Linked DNA regions of Mus musculus: region 1 is linked to region 2. A link is a loop called in an ENCODE intact Hi-C map of the cell type or tissue named here. Cell type or tissue: gastrocnemius. All regions are shown on one strand.

Region 1 (8,000 bases), 130 kb before region 2:
ATTGTAAGACAGAGCCAGAATTTTAACACTGAGAGCCCAGTTTTAGAATTTTAACCATTATATTTTTTCCTGCTCCCCACTATGTTGATCTAATCAAAATTATTTGTCTCTTGATACAATTTGTCTCCTTCCAATTAAACCCATATTTATCTTTTTTTTTTTTTTGTATTTTCTGCTGCCTGGAGGAGAAAATAGCTCAACTTTACCTTTACATGGTCATCATGATTAATACTACAGAGAAGAGAGGGCCAGTCGCCAAGTGTAAGGAACAGTTTGTCACCCTCAACTGCTCTACCTCCCATTCTCCCACCCTATATGTCCCTACCCTCACCAAAACCTACATCACCAATGTCCACCCCAGGCTGCTGGGTAGAGACACTTTTTATATGTAAAGTGGAACTCCTGAGCAATCAATATTCTTGGAGCCCCAGGACCATACTTAAGCAGGAATAAGGACAGTGTGAGCATTTCATCTAGAAGCTGAAACTCGGAGAACTTTTAATTTGCTTTCTCAAACTTTGAGCTTTCATCATATAAACTAAAGTAGTGCTGCTTTGGGGTGTTCCAATAGCCCAGAGTCCATGCCACTTCTATATTTCCTTCCTGCTACTCATCTTTTCATGAGAAACACATCCCAAAAAGTAATATTATACTTTCTCCTTCTTCAAATATTTGCTGTCGTCCAATGCAGAGCAAAGTCCAAAGTGCTTATTGGTCACGTTTATTATCTTTATAGAAACCAATTCCAACTTCTTTTCTGGGATTCATTCCACCTAGGTCACACTTAGAATTTCTATTATTTTCTTATTTATTTACTATTGTTATTAATTTTTAAGTTTATATCTGCCACAGAAACTATCATCTATTGCTCATTTGATAGTTAAATGTTTATTATTTCTCATCTTGAAGTTTGGACAGTTGTTTCCTGGTACCCTTTTCAAACATTAAAATTGTAAGGAATTCTGGGGTGGTAAATGGTGTCAAGGTATGTGTGCCAATAGAAGGATGAGAGCCAACATTACTCAGCAGAGCAAGTCAAATATTTTCCACAGTTAACACTTGATGCTTCTGGAACAACCCATAAATCAATGAAGTTATTTTCCTACTTTGCTTGGTCAAGGGCATGTTTTCCATTCTGACTTTTTTATTACCTTCTAGCTGATGCATTTTGACCAAGGAGTGGGAAAGCAAAACTCATGATCTCCAGACTCTGGTAAACAATGCACTGTTTGCTTCCTTTCTAAACTCTGATCTACACCTGCTATATCTACTAAGTTGACCCTCTACTAAGAATGGTAGAGCTTCATGCATATAATTAACTTAGCAAGAATCTCTGGTACAGTTCCTAGCCTAGACCTGGACCAGAGACAGACCACAACAGAGCATCTGTGTGTCTGCTTGCTCATCCTCCATAGAGAGCTGCCCACCACAGCCCGATTCACCTCCTCTCAGCTCCCCACAAAGCAGTCTGTGCTGTCCTCTTATGAATGGGTATATGCCTGTTTCAGGATTCTCCCATACCTAAGTGTAAACCTCCTTATAGGAATTAAGCTATTCTAAACAGACACTGTATAGTTCCCTTTAGAACCAAACTATTGACATGATGTGCCACAGACTGGACTCAATTGGCCCCCCTCAATCCGTGAGAATCAGGGGTTCCATCAGGTGGACATGGAGTTGACAGAGAATGAGGTGACAAGCAAACACGACACAAGGGAGTGTGGTGAATCTGAATATAATGTCAAATTGAGCATCACACGTTTTATACAGAAGAAAATAGGGAAGTTAGGTGACACATCAGCAAGGTACAATGAGGTTACCGGATACTTAATGACTCTAACACAAAACAGAGGAATGCAAACACAAAGACTGGAAAGAACTGGGCAATAAAACAACTGAGACAAAGTCAGCTTTATCTAAGGTCATCTATATTCTTAGAAGCCAGGTGTGAGGTCTTTACATTCCTGGGCCAAGGGCTTTCATGCCCAAGCCATGGTTCTAATTAAGGAGTTCTGCTCTAGCTAACCTTCTCATGAATAATGCAATACTCTAAAATCACAGCCCGATCTACTTCCTAAACCATTGAAAATTCCTGTATATGGGAGCAACTTGGCTTTTTATTCTAAGTGATAGTGTGGGGGGACTTTCTACTAATAAGTAATATAGTCTGCCATACATAACTATAATAAGAATTCTAAACTTACATTGCTTAGCTTGCCCTGAGATTTCTAACTCTATGTAGTAGATAGTAAAACGTGATTTCTTTCACTATCTCTCTTACAATACTAGAGGCAATTCTGAATGTCACTGAATAGGCAACATTCTTACTGAATTCCAAGCCCAGTGTCGGCTCAAGGACTACCTAGGGCATTGGTGAAGGCCAGGAAGCAAAGTTCAATTTTGCTTAGGTATTTGGCAAGTCATTGCTTGGTGACACCTATAACAAAACAATACTGAAAGGAAGCACAAAGGATTGCCAAGGTTCCAGGAGGCATAATTTCCTTGAAACTCTTTGCCTCGTGAGTGCTTCCAGGCCTTTCGGCCTGTCAAGCAGACTTCACTGGAATGGGCGTAGCAATGATGTATCCCAAGAAATTGGAACTTTTCCTAGAACCTCATGATAGGAGAGCAAAAGGCCAAGGAAGCCTAGTGCCTACCTGAAGAGGAACTGGTCTCCAGTTCTGAAAACTTATCAGACTACCCCATAAGAAAGATAGGAGTCCACTGATGATGGGTAGATTCCTACTGCTTAGCCACATGTACCTCTGGTCCTTTATTTAAATCTAAATTCATGTTACAACATGAAAGATAGACTTTAGGTGGAAGGAGGGGAACCTTCTTATCCTATTCCCAGTGTGTTCACACTGAACAAACCTCCCTCCCTTGCCTTTCACTATTACATACTTGTTTAATTGGCCTATGAAGGACAGATGTAGAACCTAGGCTGTTATAGCCTTCAGAGCCTAGGTTCTCATCTCCTGATGATTCCAGAGACGTGTGGAGCCTGGGGCTGTCCAGGTCACTTTATCCTATGGTGTAGATAGGGACACTCCTTCATATACAAGCATCATACTAGACTGAGTTCTGAGTGTTTGCAGGAGTTATAATTTTGATCAATGTGAAGTGAAAAAATGAACTGTAGTCACCCTGAGACACTTCAGAGTAAGCACTAGTGGATATGGAATAAATCTGTGTTGTGTTTGTGCGGGCTGAGAAAGAAAAGCTGCTGAATCTCCATTGATTCAAATTAGAGGGGAGACACTGAGAACAAACAGCTAACCTCTTTGTTTTCTGACAGATTTCAACTTGGGCACAGCTAAGTATGTTGTTTAAAAAGAGAGCCAGTTGCCATCATTTTACACACACCCCATAATCTTTATCCCCTCATTGTTTTTTTTTATCCGAGATCTTCGGCTTCTCCATAGAAGATAAGTCTTTTTCATTGAATGTCATCAAGGGATTCAAATCTCCTTTACAGCTCTTTCTAAAACATTGATCACACCACGGCATTCACTGCCAATAAGATATTAACCAATTCTTCATTGACTTTGACTTCAATGTCTACATTAAATCACTTAAAACTAAGCCTAACAATGTATCCCTTTTCTTCTATAATGCTATGCTTCCTGCCTTCTTTTCATAGTAATGTAAATACTCTACATGGAAGAAGCTATGAAGAAAGCAGAAGCAAAAGGAAGAAAGACACTAAAAGGAGGATGGGGAATGATCACCTCATCTATGGTGTGTCAGAAGCCATCTAGGAGATCCTATGGCTAGTGGATGATGATTCTATGGCTAGCCTGAGATGGTCCACCATTTTTACATGATCTGCGATGGATGGACTCTGGGAACCAAGGCCCTGACATGAAATCCTTCATCCCAGGATTGCTTCTTGCTATTGATATGTCTTTCCTGTCATTATTAAAATAATACAATTACTAAGTATTAGCCTACATTATTAGGCAAATTTTTCTGCAGGTCAATATACAGATGAACTTTCATGAATTAATGCTGTTTAGATGAATTGCTAATCCCTGATTTGATCTTAGGGAGAAAATTTTAACAAATGGTTTTAGTCGTTTTGCTAGAAAGATGTAATAAAGATAAAATCAAGACTATAATGTGCCACTCCTCATAATAGTAAGTAAAGGCTGCATTAGTAAGAAATACAATGAGTTTTCATAATTACATCAAAAAGAGATATAGAATTGGGACAAATTTGTGTTCAAGGAAAAGCATTCAGGTCCAAGGATGAAGCCACAGGTGTGCCTATGATAAGACAAGGCTATGAGAAACTGTTGCTTTGAACTTAAAATGAGCTTAAAGAACAAAACACTGCTTTAAACTTAATATCAACATTTTTCTGTGACTCACCTTTATGTAACATTTTATCTATGAGGTAAATCTTTCTTACACAGAGAATCCATTGTATTAAGGATATAAAAGACTGAAAGCAATAAATAAAGATGATGTAGCCATTTTCTGCCTGATCTAGTGTGATGTTTTCTGTATGAGTGACTTCTTCTTTCTTTTCTGGTTCACAAAGAGTTAACCAGCCTAGTCTGTGAGAACTCCTGGCAGCTTGACCTAAGAAAGGATAAATCCTTTACTTAATCCCTCTACTTTTAACAATTGAGTGTTAATTGCCATAGGCCTGCAGCATCTGGCCTCAGAGTAATTCAGAGTCAAGACAACTAAGTGTTATTATAGAAAGCAGCCTTTACTTTCACAAAACCAAGTTTTGCCCCCACCCCACCCCCACCAATGCTTCCCCATGGCTGCTATTCTATCCAGGGAGAATCAGGGCTTGGGCAGGCTCATGGGGGAACACCTCAAATTCCAGCACACAGAAGGCAGAAGGAGGTGGATCTATGTGAGTCCAAGGCCAACCTGGTCTATGCAGTAAGACTCTATCTCAAAAAAAAAAAAGTTTCTGAGGTTGGCTTTCAAATGTATATCCTCCTGTCTCAAGAGTCCAGAAGGAATGCTGTATTGAGTCTTTTCTCACTCAGTTGCAACAACACTGATTTATTAAATTGATTCTCTTTGTTTGACTCACTATTTAATGAGGTCACTCTTGGTTGAGATTAAAGTTTTTTACATTTCACCAGCAAATTTTTTTTCCATATATAAGAGTTCCTGGGAAAAGCATGTGTCTGCAAAGGTAGATGTAGATCCAGAGCCTGAGTACAATTTATCTTGTACTAGACTTAGCCCCCCCAAATCATCTCTCTTTGCCTTCGCCACCCTATGTTGATCTAAAATCTTATTACTAACAAGATAAAGCCGGATCTAACATCTTGCCACCAGATAAAAGCTTTTAAAAATGTATTAATTTAATAAACCATGGTTCTACCAAACAAAAGGCTAAGAATGTGCTTTTCCAGGTGCACAATTCTTTATCCAACTCATCAGCTTGTTGTGATGCTCCTGTCCCCAGTGTGGCACTCAAATCCCTGCCTATCTCTGCATTCCATTGTCATTGTAGAGGGCAGTTTTAGTCCATACTCTTCCTTTTGAAGATTTACTGATTTTAATTTCTAACAAAACAATTTTATAGACTATTATGGCTGGTCTTAGTTGCCAGTTTGACTGGATTAAGAGATGTCTAGGACTGTGTGAATGGGGGTTGGAAATTCCTCAAAGGTCTGACAAGTAGGACAGTGGCTACAAGGTGGAGGAAACCTCTCTGAATGTGGGCAGCACTTCCACTGTGCTGGTGGCTGGGATGGAAAAAATCAAGAAAGGCAGCAGAGTGAACAGGCCCCTTCCATTTCTGAGTGTCTAAATATGGCTGACATCACCTGATGCCATTTAGACTCCAGCATCTTAAGACTTTAAACATGGGCTCTTATTGTGTCTGGCCCTTCAGGAAAGTCACATTGTAATCATCAAAGACCTGAAGAAAAATATAAATCACCAATTTCCTTAAAGATGCAAAATAGTACAGAACTATAATCCCAGCTTTTTGAGAGGATGAAGCTAGAGATTGTATGTTTAAGGCCGGCCTGACCTACAGAGTAAATTTAAGGTTAACTTAGTCAACTTGCTGAGACCGGTCCTCAATTTTTTTTTTTAAAGTGAGAGATGAAAATCAAACTATCCATCTTGCTGCTTCTTCTCTGGCTGGCTCTTTGCTATTCTTGGCATGGTATTCCTTAAATGATCCTTCTTGCTTTAAAAGATCCTGCTGAACTAATGCCACATAAAGCACCATTAACCACTAGTGGTAGTGTTACTCGGGAGGAGAAAGTACACTGCTTTCAATGGCAATAAGCAGAAAAGGGAATAAGATCAGATGTTTGGGGTGGTGGATAGAAGGTTACATATGACTTTCATTCCTTCTCCTTACCAGGGCTAGATCCTGCCTAGACTTAGTAGATTGACAGTGGGGTATGCGTTAAGAAGAGAGATGGTAATTTGAATATGTTCAAATATGGTAATTTGAAGGAGTACAGCAGTAAGCACAGTAAATATGGAGTTAATGCTAGATTCCCAAGAGAGATTGAAGACTGTGAACCTACTCTGGGTGAGTGGAGCTGTGAGATCTTTCTCCAGCATCATTCAAAGCATAGGCATTGGGATGAAATCATGTTATTTCACTGAACCAAGACTTGAGATTTAAAAAATAAGGATGAAGCCATTTAAGAAGGGAGTAAGAACTTGAAAACAGTAATGAACGTGACTGAGGATTCTAACATGTCTTAGGTTGAGCAGAGAAAGAAGTTACAGGATTTTTAATATCCATCCACCAGCTAACTTTTTCAAGCCAGTATCCTCTTGAACAATGAAAAGCCAATATACTGGATGGAGCATAGTGTCGCACATCTGTTATGCCAGCTCTTAATCCTTGATCTCGAGAAAATTAGTAGCCACTTATCAATGGATGTGTGTCCTTTTTGGGTCTGGGTTACCTTGCTCAGAGTATTTTCTAGTTCCATTCATTTGCCTGCAAAATTCATGGTGTCCTCATCTTTAATAGCTGAAGAGTATTCCATTGTGTAATTTTCTGTATCCATTCTTCAGTTGAGGTCCATCTGGGTTGTTTCCAGCAAAGTACAGAATACCCATGATACAACTCAAAGATCATATGAAGTTTAACAAGAAGAAAGGCCCAAGTGAGGATACTTCAATCCCACTTAGAAAGGGGAACAAATTAATCACTGGAGGCAGAGGGAAGTAGAGACCTGGATGGGAGAGGGGAGAGGAAGGGTATGGGGAGCGGGAACAGGTATAGGGGGAGGCAGAAGAGAAGCCCAGAGGGCCAGGAGAATGAATAGAAATATGCATCTGCAGGGGGATAGGGGGACAGGGGGAAGTCTTCAATGTCTAAAAAGTCCGAGAGACCTGAGATGTGAGAAGCTTTCAGAACTCTTAGCTAAAATGTTCAGCGGTGGGAGATATAACCTGAAGACATCACCTCCAAAAAAATACACAGGACCTGCAGTGGAGGGATGGGGCCACCCATCTATCTTAAAAATTTTTGACACAGAATTGTTTCTGTCTAAAAGAAATGCAAGGACAAAAATGAAACAGAGACTGGAGGAAAGGCCATCCAGTGACCTGCCCAAATTGGGATCCATCCCATGGGCAGGCACAAAATTCTGACAGTATTACTGATGCCATGTTGTGCTTGCAGATGGGAGCCTAGCATGGCTGCCCTCCAAGAGGCTCTACCAGTAGCTGACTGAGACAGATACAGATACTTACAGCCAACCATTGGACTGAGATCAGGACCCCTATCAAAGAGGGGAAGGATTGAAGGAGTTGAAGGGGATGGCAACTGCATAGAAAGAAAACAGCATTAACTAACCTGGACCCCTTAGAGCTCCCAGAGACTAATCCACCAACCAAAGAGCATACATAGGCTGGTCCATTGCCCCCAGGCACATACGTAACAGCGGACTCCCTTGCCTGGCCTCAGTGAGAAAGGATGTATGAATCTAATCCTATAGAGACTTGCTATCCCAGGAAGGATGAAGTGGGAGGATGAGGTCGAG
Region 2 (8,000 bases):
CCATGTTAGGTTACGCCTGAAGAACCCGTAGCAACTATCTCCATGGTATCTCCACTTCGTGGCGCAGGGGCTGCACTTGTGCTCTGAAGGTGAGACCGAGTATGGGGCTGACAAAACCTAGCCAAAGCTTTTCCCACCCGCAGCATTCCTGCTTGGGTGGACCTCTCTCCAGTTACCACGACAGATGTGCATTGCTTGGAGAAATGAGGTTTCTAAGTCAGACTTACCAAAAGTGCTCTTTGTCTTAATTTCTGATTGTCTAATCAACTCTTGGCAGAATTTCTTGGCCAATTGTTGCAGAGTCGCTGAGAGATTTTCCTTCTCCGCCAGTAGATACTTTTGCTGTGTGACCGCTAGATGTAGAAATGAGATAAATTACATCTGGGTCTCAAGGTCAGAAAGATGATGGCACGACTCTTGAGTGAACTTTCATTTATATAAACCTGCCGGTAGCTAAAGAGTTCACCAGGTACACAAAAGCCAATCAACACTGAAAAGCGAAATATAAAGGACTGCGTAAAAGAGCGTGTGAATCGACTATGAGAGAGTCCCGAGATAAAAACACGTGACTAAGGCAGCTGTTCCGATATTTCCTGGACAGGTTTCTAAGCGGGCTTTATAGAGATGAGAAGCCTTGGGTTTTGTATTCTGTTCTACATATAATATTGAATTAATCCTTCTAAAAATGTATGTTCAGATGGCTGTTCTAACCATATAGAAAAGCAGTTCTTAACCTGTAGGTCATGACCTGTTGAGCCAAACATCCCTTTTACAGGGGCTATACTGCATATCAGACATTTACAGTATCATTCATAACTAGCAAAATTAGAGTTGGGACGTAGCAATGAGCATAATTTTATTATGAGGGTTACCATAACACAAGGAACTGTGTTAAAGGATCCCAACACTAGGAAGGCTGAGAACCACCTGTATAGAAATTCAGGGAAATACATAGACTTTTCAGTCTGGTTAATTTTGCTACACTGTTTCTTATTTTCAATATCTTTATGAAACATTTTAAATTAAGAATAATAATATATTGACTAACACATGAAAAGAGAATGCATATTATATTTTATGGTGTTTAAAATGCCTTTATATCCATGTAAACAATATAAGGAATAAAGGATTCTAAAATATATTAAGAGCAGGAAAATAAACAAACTAGCAGCACAAATTATGACATGACCTTATAAAGTCTTATTATTAGATCGTCATGAACAGAAAACTGACGTGTCAGTAAATAAAATGGGGTGGGGTAGCTTTTCTGTATAGAGACTAGAGTAAGCAAGATTTCACATAGGAAGGCACGGGCTTTATTTCTGAAGCTGGAAAAGTTCTAGATTGCTCAGGCCTCAGATTAAGCAAGGCAGAGAGGCAGAAAGAAAGATAGCTCGGATTCACAGCGAGGAGGATCTTAAATGTCAGAAACACATTCTGAAAGTAATTTTAACTATGGAAAAAATTAAAAGTGATTTGAATCAGAAGAGGAGGGGGTCTCTCCCTTCTGAGTTTTCTTCCTCTGATGAGGTTATATCCGCAGCAGTATTCAGGACAATCAGAGTAGGTGACAAAGAGAGGAGCAAAGACAGTTAGGAAGCTTAGTATAATACGCCTCGTGGCTGTTGCTTCCCTCAGGTCAAAACCCTGGCAAGGAGCCAGTACTTACACATGATCCCCAGAGCCACGAGTCCAACAACCAGCCCCATGGATGAGATCAGCAGAACTAAAGCCATCACACGCCACCAAGAAGAGGCAGGTTCCGCTGTGGGAGCACAGAAAAGATGCAAACAGAAGACTTTCAGGCTACCCTGGGCTTCTCAGGATTGCCTAAGTCTATCATAAACAGCATTGTAAGCTATGTGTGAGAAAGCTTGGGACATGGAGGCAGAAAAATCAAGAGTTCAAGGGCAGCCTTGGCAACGTAGCAAAATCAGTACCAGTCTAGGCTCTATGAGTTACTGTATCAAAACTCAGTAAGACTTTGGCTATTAAGATGGCTTAGCAGGTAAAGCACTAACTACATAAGCCTGATAAACTGGATTTGAGTCCTGGAATACAGGGTGGAAGGAAAGAACCTACTCTGATCTTACCTGCATTCCATTAGTGACCATCCTCAATAAGAATGGCTTAATTTATACCACCCATCCATTGCCACTCTCTATGACTTATTCTCTGTCCATTCTAACATATAACTGGCTACCAAGGCCACGTGTATCTGTTTTTTTGTTTTGTTGTTGGTTTTGGTTTTTTGGTTTTGGGTTTTTTGATTTGTTTTGTTTTGTTTTTGTTTTTGCATCCCTGTGCCAATTAGTAGCTTTGGCATCTATGGGTGAGTAAACTGAGGCAGGAAGCTGCTGACAGGGATCAGTCCAGATAGTGATAGAGACTTCTATATAAGGCATCCAGTGATTAGAGAAATTCCTCAGCAGACTTCTCTCTGAGGGAACAGAGAGAAGGGGTTGGCTCTCCCCATGGCCAGCAAAAAACTCTAAACTCTTTTAATCCCTGGGGCCAGAGAGAAAGAAAGGAAAAGAAAGAAAAAGCATACATACATGTACACATACATGTACACTGAGAGGATGAAATAAAAAACAGACTTCAGTAACTTCATACATGCAAAGACAGACAGACAGACAGACAGACATTCTAGTTTTCTTCTGGAGAATGACTATGAAAAAACATATGTTCTCCTGTACCTTTACAAGAAATAACATTATGTAGCTAATTATAGGCAAAGAAAACAAATTGTTCCCAAGAACCCATGTACATTTGTAACCAAGCAACTTGTTATAGATTAACAAAGTGTGAGCAAGCAAGGTAGTTTCTCTCACTAGCAGGCAGCAGTTTGCAGTTACAAAAATAAGATTAATTATTTTATTTTATTGTTTATCTTTACAAGTAATCTTATAAGAATCTTAAAAGAATCACAAATTAAACTTTTATATAAAAAATCAGTCATATCTACTTTAAACCCTCAGAATACATACCTACTTAATAAAATCATCTTAGGAAGCTGAGGGCAAAAATGGGTGTAAGAAATCAATTATTACTAGTAAGACTCAGTGCTACCATTGTTCTTGTTCCCTGACCTTAAAAAGCCCTTAGCTTAGCTAATGAAAGTGTGCTTTTCTGAACATCAAATTGTTCCCTTAGGTTTCTTACATCAGAAGCAGTAGCAGAAACATCTTAACCTAGATTCACTAACAATTTTATTTTTCCAAATGTTTTCTAAGGATGGTGGTCATTGCTGATAATCTACATCTCTTAAGTTCTTTTCTAGGGTGGTGTTTGAATCATTAATCTGCTGGAGCAGAAATACCTGAAAGAGATCAAGCATATTTTATAAGAGCCAGAGATACTGTCCAGTGAGGGGCTGGACTCCTTAGAGTTTTTATAGGGATGTGAAGGGCAACAAGCAGAGCAGAACTCCATAACAGCATGAAGTCCTCAGGACATGGAGTCCTCTCTGGGTCATACCCATTGAGGCTGTGCTAACTGCTGGACCACATTCCAAGACTTCTAAAGCCATTTGTCATTCCTCTTACATGGCCCTCAGCACCCCTGTTCTCCTCCACAATTACTTTCATAGGCAACTGGTGGAGAACTGGGTCTTCTGGTGTTCAGAAATTTGATGTTGTTTTTAAAAGGACAAAAAAATTATTTTTATGTTACATAAATGTTAACTTATGAAATGTTTACATATTGAACAACACTATGAACCAAAGACTTTATATCATTTTAAACAGAAAAGAAAGGAAAGACTTCAGATTATAAAACGCTTCCCTCCAGAACATTAAAAGAAAAAACTCTCATGTTTTCTAATTAAGTCATGCAACAAATGTATTCCTTTAAAATGTGAAGACATTTGAGTTTTCAAACTGTCCTTCGCTTTGTTCTACCAGCTTCTAAGCACCCCAGTATTGCATTCTAATAGCCTTAGTACAATGTTCCCTCTTCTGTATTTTCTGCCTGTATTCTAACTATGTCTGCAGCAGCTTCTGTAGGCCCCACTTGCATGCTTCAGAAAAAGAATATCATTCAGGAAAACACAAATAAGTTTAAGCACCCTGTCACTGGGAGAGAGACAGAGAATAGGAGTGACCTATTTCACTAATGCCCAAATTGCTGAATGAGCCTTCTTACCTGAGCTGAGAGCTTGTTTCCGGGGCTTGATGTTTAAAGTGATATACCCATCTTCATCCTGCATGGCTCCCCTTGAACAGCAAAGAGCTCAGAGCTCAGTGACTCTGCAGAACTCACCCAATGTCCACCCTTAGAGTCTCAGTGCCTGCCAGTGTGGGCTCCTTCTCTCCCGGTGGTGTGGGGCCATATGCACCAGGACACTTGGGGTTTGTTTTGCTTTGTCTTGTTTTCCAGGAAGCCCTTTCTTGGATGTTCAGAGATACGTGGGCTTGAACCTAAAAACAAAAATAATAATAACTTGTGGTGAAAGAGTAGATGCGGGGCTCGTTTCCTGCTCTCTTATCTTCAGCTCTGAGTGAAGGGATGTTCCGTCCTGAGGGAGTATCCTGTCAAATGACAAAGTTCACGCTTCATCTTAACCCTAGGAAAGCTCAAAATACATCACGTAATTGAACTGATGCCTTATAAAAAAAACTCATGGATAAAGGTACCAGTAGGAATACAGCATCTACTGTGACTTCAAATCTAATATCATTTGAAAAGAACGATATAATAATGTCTAATCTTATCATTTATATTATCCGGTGTGAAATTACACATCTACAACCCTACAATAGAACGCACTTCTCCTTTTTATGACCTAAAGTTCACTTAAATTCTTGCATCCAATATAAGTCATTTTATTTAAAAAAAAAAAAAAAAGAAGAAGAAGAAGAAGAAAAAAAAATTGAGCTGCAAGTGAAGCAGACCTCAGATTGCTTAGTCCTAGACACTGAAGGAAAAAAGAGTCAAGTAAATACAAAACTCATCACAATATATGTTTCTTAGATAATATTTAAAATGAGTTCTTGGATTAAATAAAACTAGATTGCAACGGCACCTTTTAAGTTTGAGTGCAGTTTTGCGCAGTGACAGAACTGTTTGCAGGAGGGGGGATGCTGGTTTCCTTTTAATCACAGTGTCATAAATACTCCATCATTTAGCTCTATAGAAATGGGCTTTAAATAATTACACTGGCTTACCGTGACAGCAGCTACAGGAGCACCATATGGAGCTTGCCAGGGTGGTTATTGCAGGAATATTGACTGCTGCCTGTCTTGTCATTAGCCTAGAATTTATTTAATTTTGTAGTATGTAATTCTGCTAAATCTCTATGGCTAGAGCCCTTCTGCCTTGTTAAGAGAATCCAGTCTCCATATTTCACCATGAAGACCATCCAGGACCTATTGCCAGGAGTTTACTTGCCCTTGTTCTTTTGGTTTTTTGAGACAGGGTTTCTCTGTGTAACCCTGGCTGTCCTGGAACTCACTCTGTAGACCAGGCTGGCCTCGAACTCAGAAATCCGATTGCCTCTGCCTCCCAAGTGCTGAGATTAAACACATTCGCCACCACTGCCCGGCTCTTTTTGGTATCTTCTACATGGCTTTCTTTCTTTTCCTCCGTGCTCTTTACTTCACTCTCAGAATTTTGTCAACTCACTACAAGGATTCTGCATTTTGAAATGCCTTTCACTCACACCTCCAATGATTTCAGGAAGCCAACAGACTATTCACCAATTGCTGCTACTATTTGCATAGCTTCCACTTCAGCCAAAGATTCTCCATCTTCCTGGCAGAGGGGGGATATGCTAACTAACAGCCTTCCAGCAAAGTCTGGGATGACCTCTTCCTTCCTTGCTTCCTTTACTCACAAGCTGAGTTCAAACATGCTTTCTTCCCCTACTGTCTTATTTCAATGTCTTTCCTTAATTATGTACAGAATAATACAATGAAATTGAATGAGTAATTTCAGCTTAATGAAGAGAAAGGGGGTATCGAGCTTATAATTCTAAAGACATCTTTTCCAGGAAAGTTTCACTCCATTCTCTTAGAAATGAAATTAATCCCATTAAAAATGTAATCAGTAAACTAAATTAAATATGTAACTCTGAGCTCCAAGGACATGGGGAATTATGGTACACATTTTCTTTTTAATTTATGTAAACCTTAAGAAGTAATTAAATATAATAGTTACTTTGCTTTTAAGTTTCCAGATTTTCTGAGGCTTGCAAAACAGGGTTAATTATTAAGGAGTCCTGTTTATTCTTGAGAACCACAAGGGGACCGGGCTTACTTTACTTTACAGGTCTATTAGTTCATGGAACTGTCCTTTTAGCACCAAAAGAAGATACATCTAAGATGGATAAACTGGAGCCTCAGAGCAAAGGAATGATACTCCTTCCTACAACCATGGTTAAGCTGTTTCTGCTGATTCTTTTCTTCTTTCTCATTGTAATTTGTCACTACTGTTTGGTTCCTCAGTTACTCTAACCACAATCTTCTTCTCCCTAGATCTCTAGTCCACTAAATATTTATCTGCCTTTATGTGCATCCTATTCTCCAAGCACAGCATTTAGTGTTATGATCATACACACAGATACGGGAGAACTGCAGGGTCAGAAAGCCTCCAATAGTATTCACTCTATTTACATATACTATGAATGTAAGCTAAGTTATGTAATAAAAAAAATAAAACCAAGAAATGCAAAGAAGAAAAGATAAGCCATGCTTTTCTTCTTTCTTTTACATAGTTCAGAGTCTGGTTAGATATTTCTTATCCAAAACAAAACCCACCTTGACATTTCTTATTCCTACTTAAATATCTATCTCTTCTTCATTCAAAAAAAAATTGTAACAAAAGTAAAGCAAGTCAAAATTCTTCCTTCAATATTTCCTGTTGAAAGTCTATATTCAGAATTTAAGAAACACTGTCGTGTGAATTGTGTTTATGTCTTTTCAGTCATATACTGATTATCTATAAGACACTGACATCAGTGCTTAGTATTCATGGAGACAATGTGGCACTGGACCTAGGGAGCACAAACTTGCAATTTGACTAGATAATCTTGATTTTTGACATTGATTATGTTGTCCCCAAACCTACTACACAACAGTTCACACTCTTGTACCTTATTCATGCATAGTTATATATTTTTAATTTAATTTATTTTCCCTTGTTTTGGTGTTTGGGATTCAACTCCAGAGCCTCGTGAGTGTCAGACCAGCACTCTAACCACTGTACCACCCGTCCTGATCACATATTTAAATCGTTCCTGCTTACCCCCAGAATGATGCGTTCTAGCGATTGACATACAGTTACCACTCACTCAATATGTGTTGACTAAGTAGATGATTGTACACATGGAAACCTCTTTAAGACTGGGGATTTAAGACTATGGTCACATTTCATTTAAAAAGTGGCAACATTTCTATAGGTTTCAAATTCTTTTGGCTCATTAAGATGTCTTTCAAGTTTCGGCGTTGTCCAGAAGCATCACCTGTACTTATGGAAAAAGAATGGGTAACAGATCCCCAGATCTGAGTGACAAGGACTAGAAAGGAAGGTAGTCCAGAACCTTGTGGATAAGATTCACCAAGATACATAGCAGCATGAGACTGTGGGAAAGAAAAAGACATTCATTAGGAGGCATGGGCCACTGTGGACCTTGCTACATTGTCTACAAACGAAAACGAAATGAGTGTTTTGTAGCTGATGATCAGTAGTTTCACTCCAAAGTCAATGTCCTTTTACCAATAGTTCCGGTTCACCACCCCCACCATCGCTCCACTCTCTGCCCCTCACCCCCACCTCCCCTACCCCACCGCCTACCCCTCACTCAGTCCATCCCCACCCCCACCCACTCTCTACCCTTCACCCCATCCCTTACCCTTACCCCTCACACCACCACAGCCCCAACCACATACTCCTCACCCCATCCCCACTCTTGTCCTGCCCCTTGCCCCTCACCCAGCCCGGCCCTTCCTCTCACCCTAGCCCTCATCCCTAATCCTTACCTCTCAGCTTCCAGCACTAAA

Evidence for each region. Peaks named below come from ENCODE experiments on the same cell type or tissue, not always from the same donor. Only the 100,000 strongest peaks of a DNase experiment are listed, where the experiment ranks them.
Region 1: it touches region 2 in a loop (3-fold over the local background); 28 of 42 quality-filtered maps call a loop at or near these places.

Annotation. Positions count from the first base shown.
Region 1 is chr6:129,519,307-129,527,306 of GRCm38, reverse strand. No RefSeq gene overlaps it. Among named protein-coding and RNA genes, the nearest start is that of Gabarapl1, 9.9 kb to the left of the region's middle. In gastrocnemius, no CTCF peak of the experiment used is centred here; no DNase peak of the experiment used is centred here.
Region 2 is chr6:129,393,825-129,401,824 of GRCm38, reverse strand. It overlaps Clec1b (C-type lectin domain family 1, member b), which reads right to left and starts at 4,528. Exons shown (of 6, transcript NM_019985.3): 1 at 4,147-4,528; 2 at 1,670-1,765; 3 at 228-353; 4 at 1-83. The coding sequence starts at 4,210. It also overlaps a transcript of Clec12b not described here. In gastrocnemius, no CTCF peak of the experiment used is centred here; no DNase peak of the experiment used is centred here.